Regions from separate parts of the Homo sapiens genome. Here region 1 is linked to region 2. Evidence: chromatin loops called from intact Hi-C (ENCODE). Cell type or tissue: Caco-2. All regions are shown on one strand. Each heading gives the region's core, and the rest is flanking DNA. Links, peaks and the distances in the headings are about the cores only.

What was found. Peaks named below come from ENCODE experiments on the same cell type or tissue, not always from the same donor. Only the 100,000 strongest peaks of a DNase experiment are listed, where the experiment ranks them.
Region 1: it touches region 2 in a loop (3-fold over the local background); 2 of 110 quality-filtered maps call a loop at or near these places.

What each region holds. Positions count from the first base shown.
Region 1 is chr2:80,141,727-80,150,068 of GRCh38, reverse strand. All of the region lies in intron 7 of CTNNA2 (catenin alpha 2), which reads right to left. Among named protein-coding and RNA genes, the nearest start is that of LRRTM1, 160 kb to the left of the region's middle. In Caco-2, for the core only: no CTCF peak of the experiment used is centred there; a DNase peak (open chromatin) is centred at 4,798.
Region 2 is chr2:80,068,493-80,076,834 of GRCh38, reverse strand. All of the region lies in intron 7 of CTNNA2 (catenin alpha 2), which reads right to left. Among named protein-coding and RNA genes, the nearest start is that of MIR8080, 210 kb to the right of the region's middle. In Caco-2, for the core only: a CTCF peak has its summit at 3,611 (motif pointing left); a DNase peak (open chromatin) is centred at 3,524.

The DNA.
Region 1 (8,342 bases), core at 57-8,056, 73 kb before region 2:
AGACCCTGAGAAGATGTGCAGAGGGCCTCTGGAGCCTGGGGATGACCAGCACAAGACCCAAGAAGCCAACAGATGCAGGTGGAGGTGCAGGAGATAATGAACAGGCCTAGGGTGGATGCTTTGGCGTTCACTCTTCATTCTTCAGGCATGTGTTTTTTGTGTTTAAACAAGATCTTGAATGTGGCTTAAAATTGTAACTAAACATTTGCATCTTGGGTCATTGTCTAATAAACTTTCAGAAAGTGAATACACTGTGTGTGTGTGTGTGTGTGTGTGTGTGTGTGTGTGTGTGTGATCCATTCTAATCGAGTATTCCCTGAATCTAGAGTTGAAGATCCTCTTTAAGAAACCTAATCAACATGACTTGGAAAGGAACTAGCAGTTGGAAATTTCAGTGTCTACACAGGCAATCTCCTTAGTTAATGCTGCTAGGCCTACAGTTACGTAAGTATGCTACACAAATGGTGCATATTAAGGGGTATTTCTATGGCCTAATGCCTGGAGCACTACAAGGGCTGGGGACATATTATTAGAAAAGCCCTGACATAGAGAAAGAAGAAACTGTAATTGGCTGTAGTGAACAGAGAAGGTGACATTTGGGCTGAGCCCTGTTAAATGGATATGATGTGTGTGTGCGCATGTGTATGTACATGTCCATCTATAGAGAAATATCTTGGAGTGTGAACAGTACATTTTCTAGAGGTAGCGTTTCTACAGACTTCTCATAACAGGATCAAAAACATGTATTTTATAAGTCATCCCAGAACTTTGGGAAGCTGAGTGGAAAGGATTGTTTGAGGCCAGGAGTTCAAGACCAGCCTGCGCAACAAAGTAAAAGACCCTGTCTCTACAAAAAACACTTTTAAAAATTAGCTGGATACACTGGCATGCACCTGTAGTCACAGCCACTCAGGAGGTTGAGTCAGGAGAATTCCTTAAGCTCAAGCATTTGAAGCTGCAGTGAGCTATGATCAAATCACGCCACTGCACTCCAGCCTGGATGATAGAGAAATAACTTGTCTTAAAAAAAAAAAAAAAAAAAAAATAACAAAATAAGTCAGAAGGTTGAAGCTTTTCTGAGTTTTGTTTTTTTAATTTGGTAAATTCCAGTTTGGTCAGCAGTGCTAATGACACATCAGGTGAAAGAGATTTCCATCCACTGAACAGAGGAGTGGAGCACACAAGGCAGCAATAAAGAAGATGATCTGCAGCCTGAAGTTGATTTAGGGCACAGAGGAGTCCAGTGGTTCAACCTTCTCTTCTCATCCGGAGATGCTCTTTCCAGTGCCAAGCCTAGGAGAGTTTGGTTTTATTTTGAAGAGGAAGACAGTTTTCCTTATGGAACCTAAGGAAAACTACACTCTATATGGCATACGTTCATAAACTTTCAAAGCCTCAGAGAAATAAAACTGAAATTCAGCAAAGAGCTTGGGAAAACTATGCTCGTCCAGAATCAAATCTCTTAAAATAAAGGCCTGCAGCTGGGACAGGTGGCCTTGGTGGTAAGGCCCATACTTTGCTTCTGGTGCTGCTCCTCTGCTCTCTCGGGTGCATTGCCCCACAGTGCACATGAGCTCCTGCCTCAGTTTGCCCCTGCAGGCCTAGAGGCCTTTAGGCAGCTATTTGCAAGGACTGGAACATGCCAGCTGGATCAGTGATCATTTAGCCTTTGTATTCTTTGGGATTCTATTGCCCACCTGACTGTTGACTTGTAAATATCCAGTTCCTTGTCTTTCACATGATGTTTCCCAACTTCCCTGTACTCAGCAGTCTTTGCTGCTGATGCTACTTTTGTAACCCCCTGAATCCAGACAAGACTGGCTAACTTTAAGCCTGTACAGAAAGAAATCTGCCAATGCCTTTAAAAAGAAATCCCCGAACATCTCAAGAGAGACAGATTCTACCAACTCAACTGAAAATAGAGACATTTAGATATTTGCAATGGAGGAAAGAGTGGAGAAAAAAATGAAAGCCTATATTATAAACTGAGCTATGTACATTTACCAAAAAAATTCAAATCCTTGGCTCTAAAAAAATGACATTAAAAAGTTAAGCAGTACTTACTCTTATTTAAAATGTCATTCTTGTTCAGTGTAACTGTTAGACATTTAATAAAGACAGATGAGCCACACTGACTCCGTGAAGACAAAACTTTCCCCTGTACATCCGCTCTAAAAGCTTTTAAAACCACTCTGTCAGGAGCAATTTGATGGCATATCAATTGTGTTTCTCTAAGGAACCACAGTACTGCATGTGACAAATGAACATCATAACAAGATTGGGTGGGTGGGTGCAGGGAGGTAGGGGCTGAGAAGTCCACCCCGTGGTATAAATGACTAACACAAAACACTGCTGATAAAACAGGAGAGGAAATGCATTAGCCTGCTACAAGGGGCTGAGATGGACCATTAAATATTTCATATAAGAAAAGCATATACAGCATCTCAACAGGACTTTGCTGAAATTTAGGGATTCAAAGGCCCCTAAAAGTGATTTACAAGGGGCATTTTGTTGGAAAATCTGACAGGGAGTCCTGTTGGAGTTCATCGTGGGTGGTGAGTGTTTTCTTCTAATCTTGGTGCCCCTCAGCTAGGACCATAGTTCCCAACAACAGCATTTATATCCATTCGCCATTTTTATGTTCAGTCTTTACTGCACACTGATTAACATCCCTGTGATTCAAAAGAAGGCTGTAATCCCAGCACTTTGGGAGGCCGAGTTGGTGGATCACTTGAGGTCAGGAGTTCAAAACCAGCCTGGCTAACATGGTGAAACCCCAACTGTACGAAAAATACAAAAATTAGGCTGGGCATGGTGGCTCACACCTGTTATCCCAGCACTTTGGGAAGCCAAGGCCGGTGGATCACCTGAAGTCAGGAGTTCAAGACCAGCCTGACCAACATAGTGAAATCCCATCTCTACTAAAAATACAAAAATTAGCCAGGCATGATGGTGTGTGCCTGTAATCCCAGCTACTTGGGAGGCTGAGACAGGAGAATCGCTTGAACCCAGGAGGCGGAGATTGCAGTGAGCTGAGATTGCACCACTGCACTCCAGCCTGGGTGATAGAGGGAGTCTCTATCTCAAAATAAATAAATAAATAAATAAATAAATAAATAAATAAATAAATAAAATACAAAATACAAAAATTAGCAGGGCGTGGTGGTGGAAACCTGTAATCCCAGTTACTTTGGTGGGAACCTGTAATCCCAGTTACTCGGGAGGCTGAGGCAGGAGAATCACTTGAACCTGGTAGGCAGAGGTTGCAGTGAGCCGAGATTGTGCCACTGCAGTCCAGCCTGGGTGACAGAGGAAGACTCTGTCTCAAAAAAAAAAAAAAAAAAAAAAAAAAAAAAAACCAGAGGGGACTTCCTACTTCAGAAAACGATAGTATAAATTGAATCTATAACTAGAAAATGATCAATCTTCTTGGTTAACCAGTTAAAGTGAGAGTCTCGTGGTCCAAATCTAGACTCAAGTAAGAGCAAGAAAGAGTAAGTGGGTAAGTTTTGGGGAATGGTCTATTTCTTCCCCAAAGGCAAGACAATTCATCACGGATAGAGAAAAAAATGGATGGAGAAGCTAAATTGAAAGCCCATGCCAGGGACAGTCAACTAGGCCATTAGGGACTGGACTTCCTAATCAGCAGAAAGTTGGAGAGAGTTCAGAGGGAAGAAATTTTGAGAAGTAACTGTCTTTGTTGTCTATTGAATCGATTGATGAGTAACAATCCAAGAAACAACTGTGGCTTAAAACAAAAAACATCATGTATTTGCTCACAATTCTGCAATTTTGGCAGAGTTCGCCAGGGACAGCTAATCTATGCTCCACGTGTTATTGGCTAGGGCTGCAGAACAACTGGAAAATTCAAAATAGTCTCACCTCCATGGCTGCCAGTGAAGGCTCCCTGCTGTTTGAAGAGACAGCTAGGGCTGTCCATTGGAGCACCTCAGTGCTCCTCTGCATGGCTTGAGGTTTTCACAGCATTGCAATGATATTCCAAGAGAAAGTACTGCAAATGGCTGGAAGCAGCCACCGCAGATCTCCTACAGCATGGCCATGGAAGTTACAGAGTATACTCCTGCCACATTCTATGGGTCAAAGCTAGGAGACTCCAGAAGAGGGGAAATAGACTCCACTGCTCAATGGCAGAAGTGGTAAAAATATTACACGAGACATCTTTAGACATCTATAATCCACCCCAGCAACTATGACCAAGTTACCAGTGTGTGTGCGGCAAATGGAGAATTTTTAAAAGAAAAATGAAACCTTTTCTGTAAAGTCATATACACATTAGATTGCTGATGATGGATACTATAAACCTTTGTGGGAACCACCCTGAACAGTTCTCTCTGGTAGACTTTGATCTGCTAGGAAAACGCTCCCAGGGCTTCTGAAACAAGATGTCCCAACTTCCAGAATGGCTCATGGTCAAGTGAAGGACACATACCATATTCTTCTTAATCTACCTCACAAAGAGTAGGCACTAATTAAATTCCTGTTAATTGAATCGTGAATTTCCAGACCTCCTGTGTATTCCATATGGAGTAGGCACATGGCAGTTAAATAGAAATGCTTTGGGGAGGCAGCATGGTACTGCAAATGAATAGCTTTTAAAACCCCCAACAGTGGCTAGTGGCTAGTTCTGGAGGTCATGGAGAAAGCTAATCAAAGGGAGAAGGGGAAACAAGCATAACATGCCTGGTAACCAGTGGACTCTCAATAAATATTTGTTGGATGAATGACTGGGGAGAAAAATGCTTTGAGTGTAGATAAGAGGACCCTTCCAGGGAGAATTCAACCCAGAAAATGCCTTTTGCTGCCACCTACAGCCTTGTGGGTCTATAAATACCCTCCCAGCCTGCAGTGGATTTTATATAGATCATTTATTTCAAACAGGGCACATAGGCTAGTAACTAAGGAGATTTTCTTATGTCAACATGTTATATTGCATGCATTTACAGTTTCAAGATTTTCTTCATTTCTGTATCCATAGCTTCTAGAACCGTGATTGACAGAGAGCAGTGGTTCTCAACCAAGGGTGATTTTGCCTTCCAGAGGATATCTGGCAATGTCTGGAGGCATTTTCGGTTGTGACAGCTGGGGGGAGAGGTGTTACTTGCATCTAGTGGGTAGAGGCGAGGGATGATGCTACACATCCCACAATGCACAGGACAATCTTCCACAACAAAGAATTACTCAGCCCCAAACGTCAGTTGTGATGAGAGTAACAAACTCTGCCATAGAGTAAGTATTCCATAAATATTTTCAGGATGAGAAATAATGAATGAGAAACAAATGAAGAACAACACTAATGCAGTTAATGAAGATTGTGTGGTTAAGGCAAAATATCTCAGCTCTGTTGATCAACTACAGACAGACAAATACAACTGGATTAATAGGAAGTGACTTGGGCGAAAGTGAAAAATAACAATGGACACCAGCTGAAATGAGTGAGGACAAATAAAGAGTAAGAGACAGCTCAGGCCTCTGACAGGGAAAAACCCTCAACACCGTCCTCTAAGTGTTCCAGTGATGACTTAGGAAGAAGTGACTGGTGAGCAGCTTCAGAAATATACTGCTGTGAAACTGCCTTATTGATAAGTTGTTGTATTCTTACATTTGTACTTGTTTGTCTTTAGGAATTTAAATAAAACTCATTTCATATTACGGGTTCAGATCTTAACTAATCTTTTTAAATTTTTATAAACTCACAAGTTCTATAGCTTTCTTCTGGTATTGTTAAGGAGGAGGCTGTCTTTTAACCAGGTGCATCTATGGGGAATCTGTGGTGCCTCTTACAGTTGCATGCTGCCAACTTCTTGCTTAGGACGTAAAATTTTCATTTTCTATGTGGATAGGACTGTAACCCGCTGCACTAATATCACTACTGTCACATTTTGTCTACGTACCTCAAGCTTCCTACTATTTTTATAAGTAAGAAACACTTGTGTTAGAGCTAAAAGATTGCACGGGGCAAAAGTGACAAAAACCTAACAAGGCAGCATCATCAAATATAAAGAACATAGAGGGTCAGAAGCCTTTTGGACTTAGTCTCATTAATTGGGGGAAAGACCTCTAGCCCCCAAAACTTTGAAATTGTTAATGACAACTATACTAAACATGAGATGTGACTGCTTTAAGTACCCCTGCAGATATATTTTAAAATCTAAATTCTCTCCATCAAAGCAAAATGTGAATTAATGTTTTGACAAGTAAGTTGTCACACTTACTGGGTCTTTGGAACAATAATTTTTCCACTCAAGTATTTGGCAAAACAGAACTTCTCACTGCAATTATGTGATCCCTCCCCTGCCCTCCTTCAGGCAGTTTCAAGTTACACTTAGGGCTGCTTTAGCTTTGATGTTTTTGATTTTTTTATTTCTTGCTTCTTTTTGAAAGGAGAATGTAGGAATGTATTTTACGTAATATCGTGAAATCTATCTTCTACTCCAAATTGTTCATTCTTGGGGAGGGTCCATGGGTGGGTAAAGGGGAGACTTTGGTGAAAGAGTGTGAAGTTTCAGTTAGGACGAATGACTTCTGGTGGTCTACTGCACAGCATGGTGATTACAATAAGTAATAATGTACTGCCTGTTTCAAAATAGCTAAAAGAGAGGATTTTAAGTGTTCTCACAAAAAATTTGACGAATATTTGAGGTGACAGATACATTGACTAGCTCGATTTGATCATCCCACAATGTATGAATGTATCAAAACATTACTTATACTCCATAAATATATTCAATTATGATTTGACAGTCCCAAATAATATAACACAAAAAAATACATAGAAGTCATTCTGATGTCCTTCAGGAATGTTCACTTGCTTGTGACTAAATATCAGCGTAAAGTTCTGAGGAAGGCTGTTGGAGGAAGGACACTTGGGCCGTAAGTCAAAGTGCACAGAGAACTTTCACATCCATTCAGCACTGGCACCTAGCATCAAAGACCTGAGCTGCTGGAGAATAAGGCATTGTCAGTGGTAGTTAATCTTAATGGGGCACACAAGGGATGATCCCGTGGCCCTTCCTTACTCCATACAAGGTTGTCCAAGAGAGAGAATACAGTCATGGGTCCTTAGTTTCTGTTTCTGGTTAGGCCAGTAAAGCCCCTTTTCATCTCTCTTTTCCACTTATCATTATGAGGCATTGTCAACGGTAGTTAATCTTGATGGGGCACCTGAGGAATGATCCAATGGCCCTTTGTTACTCCATACAAGGTTGTCCAAGGGAGAGAATACAGTCATGGGTCCTTAGTTTCTGTTTCTGGTTAGGCCAGTAAAGCCCCTTTCGCATCTCTCATTTCCACTTAATCACTAGAGACAGAAACTAAAAACCATGGCTTTGGGCTGCTGAAAGCCTAAAACAAACAAAACAAAGCAGAACAACAACAAAATAAGGTGGGTTGGACAAGCTTGTATGGCCTCATTGCTCATATGCATTGTGGAACTTTGGGAAAATATCTCAGCTACACACAGGGTATTTCAGAGACTTGCAACTGAGAAACTGAATGTTCCATCTCCAGATAGCCAGCTTCATTACGTCTTCTTTCCTTCACTCCATTTTCTGCTTTTTTCATCTGTTAACAGTTCTTGTTGCTCCTCATTTTAGGGCTTCCAAGACATCCTCAAATACTCTCTTGCTGGTGTTATCAAACCAAGCTGGGGTCTGCTCACTCAGTGCGGCAAAGCCAAACACTGACATAGGGACTGCAGTGAGAGAAAGTGAGGCATTTATGGCAAGGCACCAAGCAAGAAGAGGTGAGCAGCTAACGCTGAAGACTCCAACTTCCCAATGACTTACAGGTAAGGGTTTTTAAAGGTGGGGAGGCAGACATTACAGGCAAAGTCATAAGTCAAATACATGAAGGATAGGCATTGGTTTGACCTAAAAAAGTGGGACATCTTGAGGCAGGGGCTCATAAGACATAGGTGCATCCAAAATTTTTCTAATTTGCAATTGGTTTAGGAGGCGAAGCTTTCTCTAAAAGCTTGGGATCAGCAGAATATTACATCTGACCTCCAGGCCCCTCAGGAAGAAATTCAGAACAAAGAACAGCAGTCAGAATTCAGTCCTCAGTTCCTCTTTATCTGAGGTCTATGTGCCAGCGGATCCATTTGGTGGGGATCTGGATTTCTGAAAAACAACTCAGGGACATATGTTAAGACGTTATCTTTAGAGTGAGACCCTGTCTCAAAAAAAAAAAAAAAATGCTATCTTTAGTTCCTGTAGGGAACCAAACATCCCATGATTCTTTCTGGGATACTGTTTTAAGCTACTATTACCTTCTTGCTTGACAAGTTGCTCACTTACTTCTCAGGGCTAGCTAGATGCCTGAAA
Region 2 (8,342 bases), core at 289-8,288:
TGGTGGGTCTCTAACTTTTTAAAGCATCTCCTATTTATCTTTTAGCAACTCTGTTTTCTTGTTGTGAGTTCTAGAACATAGAGGGGCTATATATTTGCATTAGGGAGAGAATGTCTACTTGGTTATAAGGCTTATAAAATTATTTAGCAAGATGCAGTATGAACAGGACCCAAGTCAGAAGTAATGAGTGAGAGGGGCAAAGTGATATGCAAGGGACAACTCCACAAAGAGCATGATTAAGGAAAAAAAAAAAGCCAAGTGCAGTGGCTCATGCCTGTAATCCCAGAAATTTGGGACGCCAAGGCAGGAGGATCGCTTGAGCCCAGGAATGCGAGACCAGCCTGGGCAACATAGTGAGATCTCTGTTTTACAAAATAAAGAAAGAAAAACTAGCCAGGCATGGTGGCACATATCTGTGGTCCCAGCTACTAGGGAGGCTGAGCAGGGAGGATCACTTGAGCCCAGGCAATCAAGACTACAGTGAACCGTGATTGCACCACTGTACTCCAGCCTTAGCAACAGAGTGAGATCCTATCTAAAAAAGAAAAAAAAAAAAGGAAAAAATGATGCAAAAAGTCTGTAGGTAAGTTGAGAAACCCAAAACCTATGCCATCTTAGAAGCCCACCTCCATTCCCTAGACCCGGCACAAGGCTAAACACCGAAGAGGCCTTCAATGAATACTTGTAGATTTCCTTTTTGAGAAGGTGGGGAGGACTTTGTGGCATTGAGGCTTTTTGAAAAGAGGGCTTGATAAGTTCTTATCAGGGAGCCAGATACAGTAAGAAAACAGCAAAAAAAGTTGTATTTATTTCTTATGGTTCCAAAGTAGGTCCTTAGCTGGCAGAAGGTAAAGTCCTTAAACTACCTAGCACTCCTTTCCTCATTGTCTCCAGCCATTCGGTACACATGCTTGTAACTAGTGATGAGTAAGCATTTCATAGTCAATGAAGTCTATTAGAGTGATGGCCTAAGACACAGGTGGTTTCAGCATATAATAAAAATAATTAATTTATAAATATTATTTTTATAATATTTATACATGTATAAATATTATTTTATAATATTTATACAAGTATAAATATTATTTTTATAATATTTATACAAGTATAAATATTATTTTTATAATATTTATACAAGTATAAATATTATTTTTATAATATTTATACATGTATAAATATTATTTTTATAATATTTATACATGTATAAATATTTATATTTATACATGTATAAATATTTATATTTATACATGTATAAATATTATTTTATAATATTTATACATGTATAAATATTATTTTTATAACAGTTATTTTTTGATGACTATGTGCTATGCATTTTCCTAAGCAAGTTATACACAGTGCATCATTTAACCCTTACACAGCCCTAGGAGGTAGACGCTATTATCACCTTATTTTGCAATGGAGGAAAATGAGACACTAAGAGAGAATTGAACTGCCAAGAGTGAAATGGCTAGTAAGTTGGAGAGCCCAGAGTAGAATTCAGGTACAGCTAACTCCTCTTGACCACTGTGTTCTGTGCTGAGATAGAGTGTATATCAAAAGCCACTTTGCCCTAACATCTTAGATGGTACAGGATGGATGGCTTAGGAATATGGGATACAGGTATCTTGATATGGATGATAGAAGAAAAAGCTGAAATATTTCAAGTTCCAATACCTATCTGATGACCTTCCCAGGACAGACAAAAGGCAGAATGAAGGGGCTTCCCATCACACAGGGATAGAAGTGCAAACACCAAAGGAGAAACAAGAACAACAACAAAAAGAAAAAAAACAGTAAGGGAAGGGATATGGACAGACCTAATAGAAACGAATCAAGGTCAAATGTTCATGTACACAGTAGTTTTAACGGACTTCCCTAATTGACAAATTGTCTGTATAATCTTTTAGAAGTAGCACAGATTTTGAAGTTTCAGATCTAAGTTCAAATAGGGTTCAGCCAGGATCTTGAGAAAGTCACTAAGATATTTGTAAGGCTTAGTAACCTAATCTAATCTGAACATTGGAGACATACAATTTGCAGTATTATTTGGGGTGATTCCACTGAATTATGTAGAGAAATGTGTTTTGTAAGTTGTCTGGCATAGACCATTTGAACCTCATCTTGTTCTCTTGCTCCTTATTTCCCCTTAGGTTTAAGCAGCGTCTAATACACAAATGGTCACTGAGGGGGAAGAGCTCTGAGAATCACCACTGCAACTGCATTGAGAGTACAGGACTCAGGTTGTTTGATCAGGTGTTGTTCCTGCAGCATATCTTGCCATGTATAAGCCCTCTATTTCACCCCACACACGCATACAGACACACAATGAAGAAAGTGGGAGTCACACTGTCATTCTGCCACCTTCTCTAGCTCATCTACTCTTCTTGCAAATGAACTTCAGATGTTAAACAGTGTTTTTACTTACATCTTTCAAAATGGGGAAATGCCATTCCTAATACAACTACTGCCTCTTTAAATGTTTTGTGTCACGGTGATTTGTTGCAGATGGGTAACATGTAGCCAGATGGGGGTCTGTTCTTTACCTCAAAACTAGGATTCTTCAGGGACCCAATATGATGGAGTGTGCTTTGCATAATGGGCTTATTTGATGAGCACAGTTGTTTTTTGACTAAAACCAATCTATAAGCTTAGGCCATACATCATGTTGCTAAATAAATAAATACTAAATAAATCAAGCCATAATTAAATATTTTAGAATTTGAATGAAATGTCTTTTTCCTAACATTATTTTCAAAAATCATTTGGTGATTCCCCAGCTAAACAGTTGCTTAGTAAAGCCAAGAATCCAAAACAGGTTTGGAAGCAAAAAGCCCCAGACTCCATCACTACATACCCGTAGGTCAATATTAGAAATACTGGACTATCTGTTAGAAAATATCAGAAATAGAGGATTAGTTAATCATGAGAGAAGCTCATGATGGAACAATATGCAGCCATTAAAAAAGAATGTTTCAGAAGAATCTGTAATGACATTGAAAAATGATTAAGATATTATTGCAAATGTTATAAAACAACATATGTGATATGACCCCAATCCTATAAGTGTGTGTGTGTGTGTGTGTGTGTGTGTGTGTGTGTGTGTGACAGAGAGAGAGAGAGGTTTGTTTTATGAACAAACCAGAGAGCGCCTGCACACTGGCACTTGGGTTCTGTGTTTCTTCACCATAGGCTGAGACCCATTAGCCCAAAAGCCTGCTGGCATCAATCTCAAATTTTTACACATCTAATTATCTTAAATATTGCCCAAATAAGCAGATTTTCAGTGAATTGGAGTTTGCTTGCTTTGCACACTTCACAAATCTGTGCCCAACACCTGTAGCCACAGATAACATAAGCTCTGGGTGTAAAGATCTCAAGCTGCTGCTACCCTTCTGAGCACTCAGACACAGAGATCCCCTGCTGTGCTGCCCAGTGACATCACCTAGATACACAATCTCTGATGATCTCTGCCCTTTTTCCTTTCTGAACTGGGACCTCTGCGCTTACCCTCAGGACAGACTTCCACAGCAAGGAACCTCTCTGCCTGCAAACCTGTCAAAGTGCCTAACACAGCCTGTGTGTACCACTGCCACCTTGTGGTCATATTTTTTTCTTTGATTAGTCCCCAAATCCTTTGAACTCCTTAAAATGCCACCCGGCATCTCCTTTCCCCATGAGATGTAGAGAAGACTGGCTGCAACCTTATGCCACAAACCCACATTTCTCCAAATATTTTCAGTGCTTACTATTTCATCTTTACTTTTGTAGAAAGCTTCTGGCTTCTACTCACGATAATTGCTTCACTTTGATTGATTCAAATATGAAAACCAGTTTTTTCCTTTAATTTCTGCACGAAAATAGACTCATACATCACATGTGTGATACTGACTTAACAGAAGGTTTGACTCTGAGTTGGGGGATGTTCTACTTGCAACAATGTAAACAATAATATCAAATGGAACATCCCTCGTTTTCCCCTCGTTTTCCTGCTTGGAAGTCTTTCTCTGTTACCTACCATCACAGGTTTCTCAGTGGCCCTTGACCCTCCCTATTTTCTTACAGATTCTCTCTCTTCACCATCGCTGCTCTGCTCCACCTTCCCTTTTTGCATTGCCCACAATAATTCACTGATGACATGTGGTTTTAGTTGGAATAGGTGGGACAGGACCAGCACTGCACCTTGAATGGTATTGGAATAGTGGATGGGTGGAGGGCAAGCTCCCCAGAGCCCTGTCTTAGTGGCAGGGCTTTTCAACTTCCAAAAATGGAAATGAAGTTACTCTATGTATTTACAGTAAGCATGCAGTTTTTGAGAAATATGTGACAGGAGAAACAGAGACAAAATCTTAAACATTAAACAAATAGAAAATAAAAGTGATACGGAGCAGTGGGGTACCCCAGAAGGCCCTTTTCCAAGCTTAAGTGCTACAGAAATCAGGAGAGAGAGTTGAGCACCAAGAAACTGGCAGAACCAGAGCAGGGCTTGGAACTTTTGGCAGCGGACATACTGGGGGTGGGGGAGGGAAAAGAGGAGAAAAGGTAGGTGACATTTTAAAGCAGGAATATGATCTGTGCAAAGTACCAAATATGAGATGTCTTGTGGAATGCTGAGTAGCCCAAATTGGAAAACTGGAGGCGAGAAAAGTAGACTAAGAGGGGCAGATGGAGCTAGATTTGGGAGACATTGAGATATCAGGCTAAGAGTTGACACTATTTTTAAAGCCAGTGTTTCTCTAATTGAGAATTTGTGGAGCTCTCAGTGTCTATCTATAGACTCCAGCTTAAGAAGCATTGCATGACTCTGAAAAGGGTCAAAATCTGCCAATATGTAAGATCCCCTTGCCAAAGCATTTGGAACATTTTCTCCTCTTAATCTGAGTCTTAGTGCCTCCCTCTTGTTCTCTTCCAATAACTCTGCAGGAGATAAACTTTACTATTTTCATTTGCAAGTTTTCCCCAAATCCGAGAATTCCTCTGTTATGTCTGCAGCAGACATTACATGTGGTACCACCTTTGCCACCAAATGTGCCACCACTTCAACAACCATTCTCCAACCCCTGCCGATGAGCTCATCTGTTACCAAGTACTCTGTACAACGTTGAACAGCATTTTAGAAAAGACTCTGTCCTCCCTCAGTCCTCTCTCCCCTCCGCCACACTAAGTGCAAGCTGGGAATCAGCTCAGATTTATTGGATGTAAGGGCCTGTAATGACTTATCAGTCTGGGTGAGAGAAGTCTATTACCCTCCAACCACACATCAAGTGGTTTTCATCTCAGGTCCACACACCACCTCACGGGGCCCACAGCAGGAGTAGAACAGTAAATTCACTCCAGGGTTAAATAAAACTTTGTAGTGGGCAACAATGACAGACAAGGTCTTGATTAAACATGTGAGATGGCAATTTCTGAATGGGTAACCAAATCTACATTTCAAAGTAAAAACTTAGAGAAGCTTTCAAAGGAAGACATTCAACAGAGCGGGATGCTACAATTGACGGCACGGAATAGGGAGGAGGTATATTTCAGCAAAACTTTGTTACTATCTCTCCTTTCTTTCTTGTTACAATTCTTCCATTTAATGAGTTTGTCCTCTAATTTTTCAAAAACTTTTTTTCTTTCTATGATATAATAACAACTAGAATACAGCACCAATGAGGAAAATATTGAAGTGCAGTAGAGCAAGGCTTAGGCTTTGGAATGAAGTGATGTGAAACTTTTTGTAATAGGCTGAATAATGGCCCTCAAATCTATCAGTTCTTAATCCCTGGAGCCTGTAAGTGTTACCTGATTTTTAAAAAGAGTCTGTGCAGACACAAGTAAGTTAAGGATCTTGAGATAGGAAGATTATTCTGCATTATTTGGTAGGGCCCTAAATATAAACACATGTATCTTTATAAGAGGAGAGCAGAGAAACAGTTGACACAAAGAGACCACAGCGAAGGCAATGTGACCATGGGCAGAGACTGGAGTTATATGGCCAAGGAATGTAGGTAGCCACCAGCAGCTGGAAGAAGAAAGGAGATGAGATTCCCCCCTAGAGCCTTCAGGGGGAGTATGAGTCTGCTCACACCTTGATTTTGGCCCAATGGAACTGATTTCAGACTTTTTTTTTTTTTTGAGACAGGGTCTCACTCTGTTTGCCGAGGCTGCAGTGCAGTGGTGTGATCATGGCTCACTGCAGCCTCGACCTCCCAGGCTCAAGCGATCCTCCCTCCTGAGCCTCCCAAGTAGTTTGGACTACAAGTACACACCACCACACCCAGCTAATTTTGTTTTATTTTTTATTTTTTTGTAGAGACAAAGTCTCACTGTGTTTCTCAGGCTGGTGTTAAACTCCTGGGCTCAAGACATCCTCCCGCCTCAGCTCCCAAAGTGCTGGGATTACAGGTGTGAGGCCCAATTTGAACTTCTGGATGCTAAAACTGTGAAAAAACAAATTTCTGTTGCTTTATGCAACCAAGTTTGTGATAATGTGTTACAGCAGCCACAGGAAACTAATACACTTCTCACTCACAATCCCCTCATATAGAACATTTTTGGAAACCATCCAGGTAGTATTTCTTCCTGGGCATCATCCCGCTTATTGTAAATTAGACTCAAATGCAAAACTACCTTTTCAGGAAAACTGGAGCACCCATCTCTGCTTTATTGCAAAGTTAGTTAGATCAAATTAGAATCATCTCACCCACTACTCTAAAGGGTTAAATGTGCCTATGAGTGAATAGACTGAGAAGGGAGTTACAGTGTTGGCTGGGCTGATTGATCCAGACTAACCAGGGCAAATTGTAGCACTCATCCACAGTCAGGGTAAGAAAGAATATGTCTGGAATATAGAAGATCTCTTAGTTTAGTATTACCATGCCCTGTGATTAAAGTGAATTGAAGACTACAACACATTCCAGACAGAAGTACGAATAGCCCAGACCCTTCAGGCATAAAGATTTGGGTCAACCTACCACATAAAAATGCATGACAGGTTAAGGTGCTTGCTGAAGGCAAAGGGAACAGAATGCATAGTAGAAGAAGGTAGCTATAAATACCAGCCATGGCCATTTACAGAAAGGAGGACTGTCACTGACATGAGTATTTCTTTCTTATTAGTTATGAATTTATACACACACACACACACGTACATATATTAAGCAAATCTCTTCAATTTATTTCCTCTCTTATTCCCTTATCACATAATATGTTTTGACTTTATATAAATATTTAAGCATTGTTAATTTCACATCATAATATTGAAGTTATGGTGTATCAAGAGAAAAGATCAGACAAAGATTTCACCTTCTTTTTTGGGGAAGGAATTAGTACATTTTCAATCGTATGGCGGATGGTTGTATCATGTTAGATGGAATTATAAATTTCTATTATTTTTATTTAGAGATAAAGTATGATTTAAAAAGAAGTGTTTGTGAGTACCATGCTGACAAGCGGTAGATTTGTGATGGTTAATTTTATATGGCAACTTAACTGAGTTAAGGGATGCCTAGGTAGCTGGCAAAATGTTATTCCTACTTGTCTCTGTGACGGTGTTCCGGAATAGATTAGCATTTGAATCGGTAGTCTGAGTAAAGAAGAACTACCTTTACCAGTGTGCACAAGCATTAGGGCAGCTTCCAATATGCTGAGGGTCCATACAGAACATAAAGGTGGAAAAAGGGTGAATTCTCTCTCTCTTCTCAAGCTGGGACATCTATCTTCTCTGCCCTTGGACATTGGAGCTAATGCTTTTCAGTTGCCCCCAGCCTTAGGCTTCCCCTGTGTTCCTAGTTCTTAAGCCTATCAGGGGACATTTTGGCCTCCTATATAATAGTTAGTCATAATAAATCTCCTCTTCTATATCTATTCATATCCTATTGGTTGTTTCTCTGGAGAATCCTGACTAATGCAGTGCCTGTGTTAGGTCCTTGATCATTCCATTAGGAAAATGTAACATATCTTTTCATCCATCCATGGACCACGCATCATGGCTCATTCCATCTGCCACTAGTCAGGGGTATAAGAACAGAGTCTCATACGAAAACATGTGAGATGTCTGTGGTGGTGTTTTGGAAATAACTATCAGGTTCCTGAGTCCAGGAAAGGGTTTCAAACTGGCCAGTCACTGTTTCTGACTTTTTTCCTTTTTCCTACCCTCACTCTCCAACTCTCAAGTTATTAAGAGAAAAGTTAAAAATGAACAGTCAAAAAACTCAGTATCAAGTAAAAAATACATTGTAATTTGGCAATGGTCTCCAATCACATACTTGGGCTTTCAGCATCAAAGGGAACTTGGGCTGTTTTAATAAACATTAAGATGAAAAGCAGTGAGCCAACAAAGCGTGACAGGATTTAAAAAA